Linked DNA regions of Homo sapiens: region 1 is linked to region 2. A link is a loop called in an ENCODE intact Hi-C map of the cell type or tissue named here. Cell type or tissue: mammary epithelial cell. All regions are shown on one strand. Links, peaks and the distances in the headings refer to the core of each region. The heading gives the core; the rest is flanking DNA.

What was found. Hi-C counts contacts between places; a loop is a spot of excess contacts. Peaks named below come from ENCODE experiments on the same cell type or tissue, not always from the same donor. Only the 100,000 strongest peaks of a DNase experiment are listed, where the experiment ranks them.
Region 1: it touches region 2 in a loop (7-fold over the local background); 1 of 110 quality-filtered maps calls a loop at or near these places.

What each region holds. Positions count from the first base shown.
Region 1 is chr4:43,455,573-43,459,974 of GRCh38, forward strand. LINC02383 (long intergenic non-protein coding RNA 2383) reads right to left here. Exons shown (of 3, transcript NR_146993.1): 2 at 3,008-3,237; 3 at 1,958-2,198. Among named protein-coding and RNA genes, the nearest start is that of LINC02383, 35 kb to the right of the region's middle. In mammary epithelial cell, for the core only: no CTCF peak of the experiment used is centred there; DNase peaks (open chromatin) are centred at 1,039 and 2,529; H3K27ac peaks cover 2,593 bases.
Region 2 is chr4:43,328,417-43,332,818 of GRCh38, forward strand. LOC105374434 (a long non-coding RNA gene) reads right to left here and starts at 2,280. Exons shown (of 3, transcript XR_925268.1): 1 at 2,138-2,280. All of the region lies in intron 1 of LOC105374433 (a long non-coding RNA gene), which reads left to right. In mammary epithelial cell, for the core only: no CTCF peak of the experiment used is centred there; DNase peaks (open chromatin) are centred at 2,065 and 3,515; H3K27ac peaks cover 3,099 bases.

The DNA.
Region 1 (4,402 bases), core at 167-4,166, 130 kb after region 2:
TAGAGTTTCAATTGCCCACTGCTGACTGTGTCGTGACCTCATCATCTCCCTCAATGTTTCTATCTAGTCCTTTTCTTCAAACAACAGTTTCTTATTTGCTGCTCTCCCTAGCCACAATGGGAGTGGTTATATATGGATATATGGAAAATTTCATTCTTCAAAGTTTCCATACCTATTTGTCTTCTTGCTTATCTCAGAAGATAAATGTGTCTCTTACTTGTTGGTTTTCTCTGCCACCTATAGACTTCCCGAAACCCCATAGCTATCCTTGGGAGTCAACCTGGCACTGGGGCATAGCTAAGTGGCACAGTTGTCGTAATGCTAAGTACTCTCTCATAACTTTCTGCAAATAAGAAGCAATACTTTTATTTTGTATATCAAGCTGATGTAAAAGGCAGTACAATTTTTTATTCATCCTGAAAAACTAAAATGAAAGTTACACCCTAGAAAAAGATCGACTATCATAACTGCTTTAACCTTTATTCTGTAGCTCATCCTTTCTTAAACTGATTGTATCCCATTACCTAATCTACCTAGCACTGCCCTTACTCTTAACAAATCCTTTCTTCTGCTCTCTGTTCCCATTTCTCAGCAACCTTCTATCATACATATAAAGAAACATAAACACACACACACACAACTTTTCCAATTTGTCTAAAACATATGTACTTTTCAACTCAGTCCTTATAGCACTTTTATATTGAAGCATGGCTTACATTCCAAATCTCCAGAAAAGTCACCATCTCTTCTTTCATGGCATTTCCAAATACACCACCTTTGGTGTGACAAGCCAATCCTCCCACTTGCTTAGCACAGTATTATTAAGTATATATTAAAGGTTTAAGATATTTAAACAAATAGCCTAAACTTATCGAAGCAGGTTTTGTTTGTTTGCATGCTTTTCAGACACCAACTGGCAGGAAAATTTGGTGTAGATCTTGTGGCTATTTGCCATGACTGGTGGCCAACTTTGGAATGAATTTCTAATATCTATGGAATTTCCTGTAATATGAGCATTAGCTCCTTAAGTTAGAAGCCGGAAACTCACTTTCCAAGTTCTTCCTACTCATGTGAAACAGACTTCACTAATAAGTCACACCACCTCAGTCTGCTCAAGAAGAAAGCAAAGGGAGAATGCAGAAACAGCATGGCTTTTAGCTTCTCACACAGTGTCTGGCTTTCTGAGGAAGTGGAAGCAGAATTTCTCATATCCAGTGTCCTGCCTCAGTGGTGCAAGCTGCAACAATGTCTGTGCCAAGTGACAGAGGAATTAGGTTCTTACCAGGGCAGCCATTAGGTACAAATTGGACTTTGTTGGCTATTTCCCATATAAGCCTGAATTATTCCATCTGAAGATTCTTTTATACTTAAATCGGCTAGGGATTATGTTATTTGTATCCTGAAACTCTGACTGACACCTAGCCTCAGAGCCATATAACTCAAAATAACAAACTCACAATAATTAGTCCATACTGATATGCTAGATGGCACTAATTTCTTCTTTTTCTTACTAAATTTCTTAAACTGTTATTTTTTAACATCATATAATTCCTCTTGACCTTTCTTCAACTAAATTGATTTTAAAAGTCACTCAAATCTACCTCAAAGTATGTGTGTGTGTGTGTGTGTGTGTGTGTGTGTGTGTGTGTTGTGGGAAGAAATGGTGATGTAAAAGATATAGAATCTTACAACTTTTTATCTTGCAGCTGGAACTGAAAACACAGAGGTATTAAGAACAACTGGAAGTTTTGGAAGATAGTTTCAAATTAATCACAATGAAAATAGGTCTGTAAATAAAATCATGTTTTTTTCTAAAGAAAAGCTGATATAAATATACTGCTTCTCATTTTTATTCATATAAAATGCATAAGTATTTTAGGCTACTCTATTCCAAGAAATTAATTTTCAAAAGTGTATTTGGCTCTGAGTGTATAGATAAAAGACAGTACTCAAATGATTTTTTTTCTTAAGCATTTATTTCAGGTTTATTTTCGGACACCAGTATGTGGAAAATGGTAATAATAATAAATTTGAGACCCGGCTCAATAATGATTTTTCTCTGCAATGGTGGCAACTTTAATCTTCCCGAATTCCTACTCTCTTCCACTGGATGTTGCAGGTAACATTTGTCTACAAGCAGATTAGGATACTGAGTTTAATGTGCACGTGTTTTCTATGCGAGCCCTTGGGATCAACACCTGTGGATAGCAAAGGAGGGGAAAAGGATTAGGCAGAGGGAAATGTCGTGCTGTAATCCAGAGCCAGCAATGGTCTTAGCCAATCCCACTTGGAGCTTTGGAGTTAAAATGTCTTGTTGCATTATCTCAAATTGGGCCAGAATTGTTGTTGGTGAGTCAGTTCAGGTTTTTGACTTCACTAACAAAAAGAATTTGAGAGCAAGTCCAAAGTAAGAGTAGGCCAATGAATTTATTGCAAAGCAAAAGTAGACTCTGAGAGGCTGAGTAGGATGCTTCAAGGGAGAGAAAGCCCTTAGTGCCTTAAGGGGAATTCCTTTTGTGGGAGCTGTACATATGTATTTATAAAATACATAAAAGTGAGGTCAAGTATGCAAAGGTGGACCTGAGGTTGGCGCATGCATTCAGCATTAACATGCTCTAACACACATTCTATGAATCATTAGCATCTAAAATCTCCACCTAGGAGTGTGGTTTTTTACTATTAAAATGACGAAAATGTCATTACAATCTAAATCCTGAACCTAGCTGCTCAAGTGGGACCTCAGAGATGTCTCTAGCTCTCCAAGGCAGGAAATTGTAGCTAAGAGCCTCTTGGGCTTTTGATGCTGATAGGCTGGAAATGAGGGGAGCCTCATCATAAACAAGGGCTTTTGTTCTCTTTCCCTGGGCGTATCAGGAGCTTGTATCCACCTGGCAGCTGGTATCATGTAGCACCGCTTATCTTGCAAAAGAGTTAGGTGCATGGGTTGTGAAAGGAGCCCACTGGGCTTCACACAAGGTGACAAGTCGGTATGGCATCCTAAACTTACTTATCCTGCTCCAGAATGGCTGGTCCTTTCTGCCTCTGCTCTGTCAGTCATCCCTCCTGGGCTGACTTGGAAAGGATCTTGTACTTGGTCAGGTAGGCTCGTTCTCTGCAGTTCAGGTAAACCCTGAAGGGGCTGAGATTTAAATGCCACCTGCCAATAACATTCCTAGAAGCTAGAACAATAAATTTTTCCTCTAAGGGGCAGCTGGGCAGCTCATAGTGTCCACAACGCTATATAAATAAATAAATAATAGTGATGTTATAAAGCACTAGCAATACACACACACACACACACACACACACACACACAGTGTTTCATTAAATCTTAACCCAATAAAATTCTAATCAGCAGATATTTTCACTTTAAAAATATCTCTACAAAATAAGTAATACATCTCTAAAATTTAAAATTAAAGAATTTTCTAACAGTTTTAATATAAAACCATTTTTAAAGTATTTTTACAACTATTTTAATTTAATTTTATATTTTATTTAATTCTTATAATTGATTTATAATTTTAATTTTTGATTTCTCCTCAACTTTTGAGGGTCAAATTATAACAATACATGACTAGACCTAGAAGGAAGCAAGCTCAGCTATTGAGTATCCCAGGAAAGTAAAGCAGGAACTGGTTTCTGAACCTTGCACTCACTGGTGTATATTTCATCTCCTTTTACTTGAACTGTTACCGGATTTTCAGCAAGAATAGAACTTTGTTTGCTCTATGGAATTCTGTAAAACTCATGGTGAAAAAAAGAAACATGTGATAAGGCCCTGCTGCCTTACTGCATTTCTGGTTCAATTCCTTCTGAGTAAACTGGTGCCAGCCAGGCCTATTGTGACCTTGTTAGTCTAATTGCTTACTTGAGCTCAGGTAAGAACTATAGATGAAGTGAACTTGTTACGACCATTGCCATGTTTTATTTACTGATGCTATGAAGTGTTAATCATCTCGTGTTTAATACTTAAATTTATACTATTAGTGGTCATTTTTAGGTGTAAGGTAAAATAAAATAGAATTGTTAAACCTAGTGTCATCTAAATAACCCCTTCCTATATTTAATGTCTTTGAAATGTCACTTTTCAATATTAAAATATTATATATATTTGAGATTGAAACTCTACCTTCTCTTCTGTTCCACAGTTGCATACCAATTCCCAAACACATATTGTATTATTTAAATTAGAATGTCTTTATAATACATTTTAATATCTGGTAGGAACAACCTTTCCTATCTTTATCACATATTTTATAATATTAAAATAATTTTTATAGGTTTCTACTTCAGGAAGTTGTATTCTTCCAAAAAAAATCCTGGTTGATATTTTTCTCACTGGAACATCATGTAACTTTAAATGCATTGATTAAGAATTAATACTCTTGATATATTGCTG
Region 2 (4,402 bases), core at 335-4,334:
TGTTATATTATTATTTAGATTCTTATTTTCTTTTCATTCTTTTTGTTATTTTTATTGTCACTCTGTGCATGAAGGGGCTTGTAGAAGAAAAATGTCCTTGAGTTCACAATGTTAATGGTCCAGGGATGGGAAATACACTGCACAAATCTACTCTAATAAAAATTTAGCAACTTATGACTTATCCTCAGTAGTAAAAAGCTCAGCTTTTACTTACTTATTCACATCACACACACACATAATAATGCATTCAACTTATCTTACTGCCCACTTGAAGCCCACTGTCCCCTTATCAGAAAATATAGTTATATTTCATGGGCCTGCTTCACATTTAAATTTTCTGGCTCCTCTCCTGCCCCAGTCATTCTCTTATGATTTGTGTAAATTCTCTTTCCTCTTCCATTTCTACACAGCCTTGAGATACTGTGTGAATTTCCCTACATCTGCTTTTCACTTGGGAGTTTTTTTTTTTTTTTTTTTTTTTTTTTTTTTTTTTGAGACGGAGTCTCGCTCTGTCGCCCAGGCTGGAGTGCAGTGGTGGGATCTCGGCTCACTGCAAGCTCCGCCTCCCGGGTTCACGCCATTCTCCTGCCTCAGCCTCCCAAGTAGCTGGGACTACAGGCGCCCGCCACTACGCCCGGCTAATTTTTTGTATTTTTAGTAGAGACGGGGTTTCACCGTTTTTTTAGCCGGGATGGTCTCGATCTCCTGACCTCGTGATCCGCCCGCCTCGGCCTCCCAAAGTGCTGGGATTACAGGCGTGAGCCACCGCGCCCGGCCTCACTTGGGAGTTTTCAGAGAGTTTGTGTATGTGTGTGTTGGGGCGGTGAGGGGGTGGGGGAGGATGGGAGGGTACTCTCTCACTTTTCTTTTTCTCTAGGCTTCTTTTTAAAATTTTACTTCCTTTTTGTGCTGTTCCTTTGGTCCTTTTTTACTGTTTCTTTTTTCCTCTTTAAGAATCTCTTATAATGCTCTTTAAAATGAATACAGCCTATAATTTTAACTATTTTAAAGTCATGTTTTATATGGGTAAAATTAAGAATTCTGAACATATTATTACTAGAGAGATTTCTTTTACAGCATTTAAAAGAAAGGGTTGCAACGGTTACTATCATAAGTGTCACCTCAAAAATATTTCTTTGTTCACTCAACAAAGCATGCAGAGTACCCACTGTACAGCAGGCTCAGAGCCAGCTCATGAAATTGAATATATGCCATCCTTGTCCATGAAAACTTGTAGGAAGGTAGACAGGCAAAAATCACACTCACAGAAAGATCCATACTATCTTAGTTCATTAAGGCTGCCATACAAAATACCATAAACTGGTAGGTTATAACCAACAGTAACTTATTTCCCACATTTCTGGAGCCTGTAAGGTCCAAGATCAAGAAGCCAGCAGATTCGGCATCTGGTGAGAACCCATTCCTCATAGACAGCAACCTTCTCACTCTAAAGTCACCTGGTGGATTGGGTGAGGGCTTTCCCTGGGGCCGCTTTTATAAGGGCACTTTTCCATTTATGAGGGTGGAGCTCTCATAAGCTAATGACCTCCCAAGGGCCCCACCTTCTACTTCCATAACCTTAGGGGTTAGGATTTCAACATACAAATTTTGGAGGGACACAAATATTCAGACTACAGTACCTGATACAATCTAAATATGTTTAATGTTCAGAGAAAACCTAGGGGGAACACTTCAAAGAGGGACTAAAATCCTTTCTATGAAGGATTGAGTATACCTCAGCTCAGTGGTCACTATACTGCAAATACTCTCCCTAGTGCCATACATTTCCAGGACTTTAATTACTGTCTATAATGTAATTTCCTAAATCTGTTGTTCCACCCAAGATTCTCTCCTGTGCTGTAGATCTAGATATTCAGTTGTCTTCTACAACTTCCATTTGGATAGCCCAGATGTACTTTTATTGCAATTTGTTTAAAATTTTCAGTGTATACATCTACTCAAATGTGCTCTTCCTCTTCTTTTCCTTACTGCCAAGAATGGCCCATCCTACAGCAAGTGACTCAAGCCAGAAATAGATGAATCATTCATGATTCCACCCTCTGCCTTATTTCCTCATCCAATTAATCATCTTCTTTTCCTTCTATATACTAAATGTTTACCTTATGTTGTACCTTACCTTGTGTTGTAATCACTCAGCAGATGCAGGATGGGCTCCTACCCAAAATTTGGTTTAGATGTCAAGACCGATGACACCACACACAAACCAAGAGGGTATGAAAAGTTTTATGACTTAAAGAATAGGGCTTTCTGGAGATATAAGGGCAGGAGCAGATGTATCTAGTGAAGAGTGGACACAGGGCACTCCATACAGTGGGAACAATGTGAAGGCATAGAGGGGTGAAACGTGCGGGTCACAATTGTTACACCAGCAGGGAGAGTGTGTTACAACAGTGGTGTGTGGTTTGGAAGGGTGGGCCATGGTGATAGGATCTGAGAGTAGATATGGGTTAAAATAGTGAAAGGCCTGGTACATTAAACAGAAGTCTGCATTTTGTTGTGTAAGGTTATGATTCTCAAAGTTAAATATATGTGTCCTGAGGGTATGCCTGGTTAAGACTAAAAGCTACTGGATCAATGTGCAACTCCTCCTAGAAAACATAAGGGAACTATAATATTTTAGTATATTTTAAAATTGACACGTGAAAGTTTTTTTTATGTTAAAACTCCTAACACTATCTGCTGTAGAAGACTAAATCTACATGATATTTATGATAAATGATATATTTTTAAAATATTTAAAAATATATAAAATATATAAAAATATATAAAAAATCTTAGGGTGAACCATTTTGAGTAATCCCCACCCCCAGGATTCAGTCTCCAAATTGTCAATGAGAACATTTGGGAATTACTGCTGAGTGATGCACAGTCACTGAAGAATCTTTCACAGAGTTATGGCATCACCATCAGTTTGCAAGTGTATGAGCCTGAGGGTGGAAGTTGAACTGGCAGATCACATGGATTAGAGAAAGTGAGACATTGGAAGGCTATGAAAATAGAGCAAATGAGAGATGATGCTGGCATGTCATAATGCCATAAAAAGTTTGATGTCTGACAGCTTTTATACTTATCTTTCCCTTGTGTCCAACATTTGGGAAAGTGATAAGAAAGTCTAGTGCTTTCTCCTTTGTCTCTGGTAGGTAATTCAAACCACATGAGCCCTTGTCCATACACTGCAACCATCATCCTGATCCCAGACACTAACCACAATAAAAAGAAAAACCCAAGCAGCATCCTTTGCTGCTCTCTCAAGTCATTTTCAAACCAGCTTGGGATTCATGCCCTTATATCCCCAGAAAGCCATATTATTTAAATAATAAAATGTTTCATACCCTCTTGGTATGTGTGTGTTGTCATTAGTCTTGACATGCAAACCAAATTTGGGGTAAAGTTCCATCTTGCCTCTGTGGAGTGATCACAACACAAAGGCAAACTTTTAGGATATATGAGGAAAAGATGATGATTAATTGGATGAGGGAGTAAGGAATCTTGAGTGACTCATCCATCCCTGGCTTGAGTCACTTGGTGTTTGATGGGCCATTCTTTGTAATAAAGAATAAAAGAGAAAGAGCACATTTGGGTAACATGTATACGTTGAAAAGGTAAAACACATTGCAATAGAAGTATATGTGGCCTATCTGAATGGAAGTTGTAGAAGACAGCTGAATATCTAGATCTAGAGCAAAGGAGAGGATCTTGGATGGAAGCACAGGTTTAGGAAATTACAATAAAGGCAGTGATTAAAGTTCTAGAAATGTATGACACTTACTAGGGAGAGTATTTGCAGTATAGACCAGTGAGCTGGGGGAGGCAGGATGTTGTTGATATTGTGACTGAGACTGAAGAAATACTCATTTAGAGAGTGTACCCTCTTTATCTGGTTAAAACCTAATGTTTGATAGTGCTCAACTCAGCCACCCAAAATCTGTTATTCACCATTTGAGGCTGGGTTAGGAGTTTCTCCTTAATCCTTCCTTAACACTCAGAAAATCTCTATTCTTGCACTTTCAGTGACAATTTTATGATTATATTCCTCCATTTAGTGTATAAATACTATTGTGTGAGCACTTTTAAAATTTACCTTTGTACTCCCACTCTGCTACAAATTCCCCTGTATATTCCATTCTGCTAGGCACTGAGTAGGTATTCAGTAAATGTGAAATGAACCAAAGAATAAGAAAATTGATTTTATCTATTTCACCTGTGTCAAAACTAATCAACTGCATTACAAGTCTGGTATTTAGATGTGTCAAGAAAAACTATGAGATCTGATAATACTGATATTCTTCATAAAGGCTAGAAAACCACAGAGAACTTGATTGTGGAATACACACAATAAAAAATAATTTAAAATACATTTTAATTTCCTATTATTTCTGTT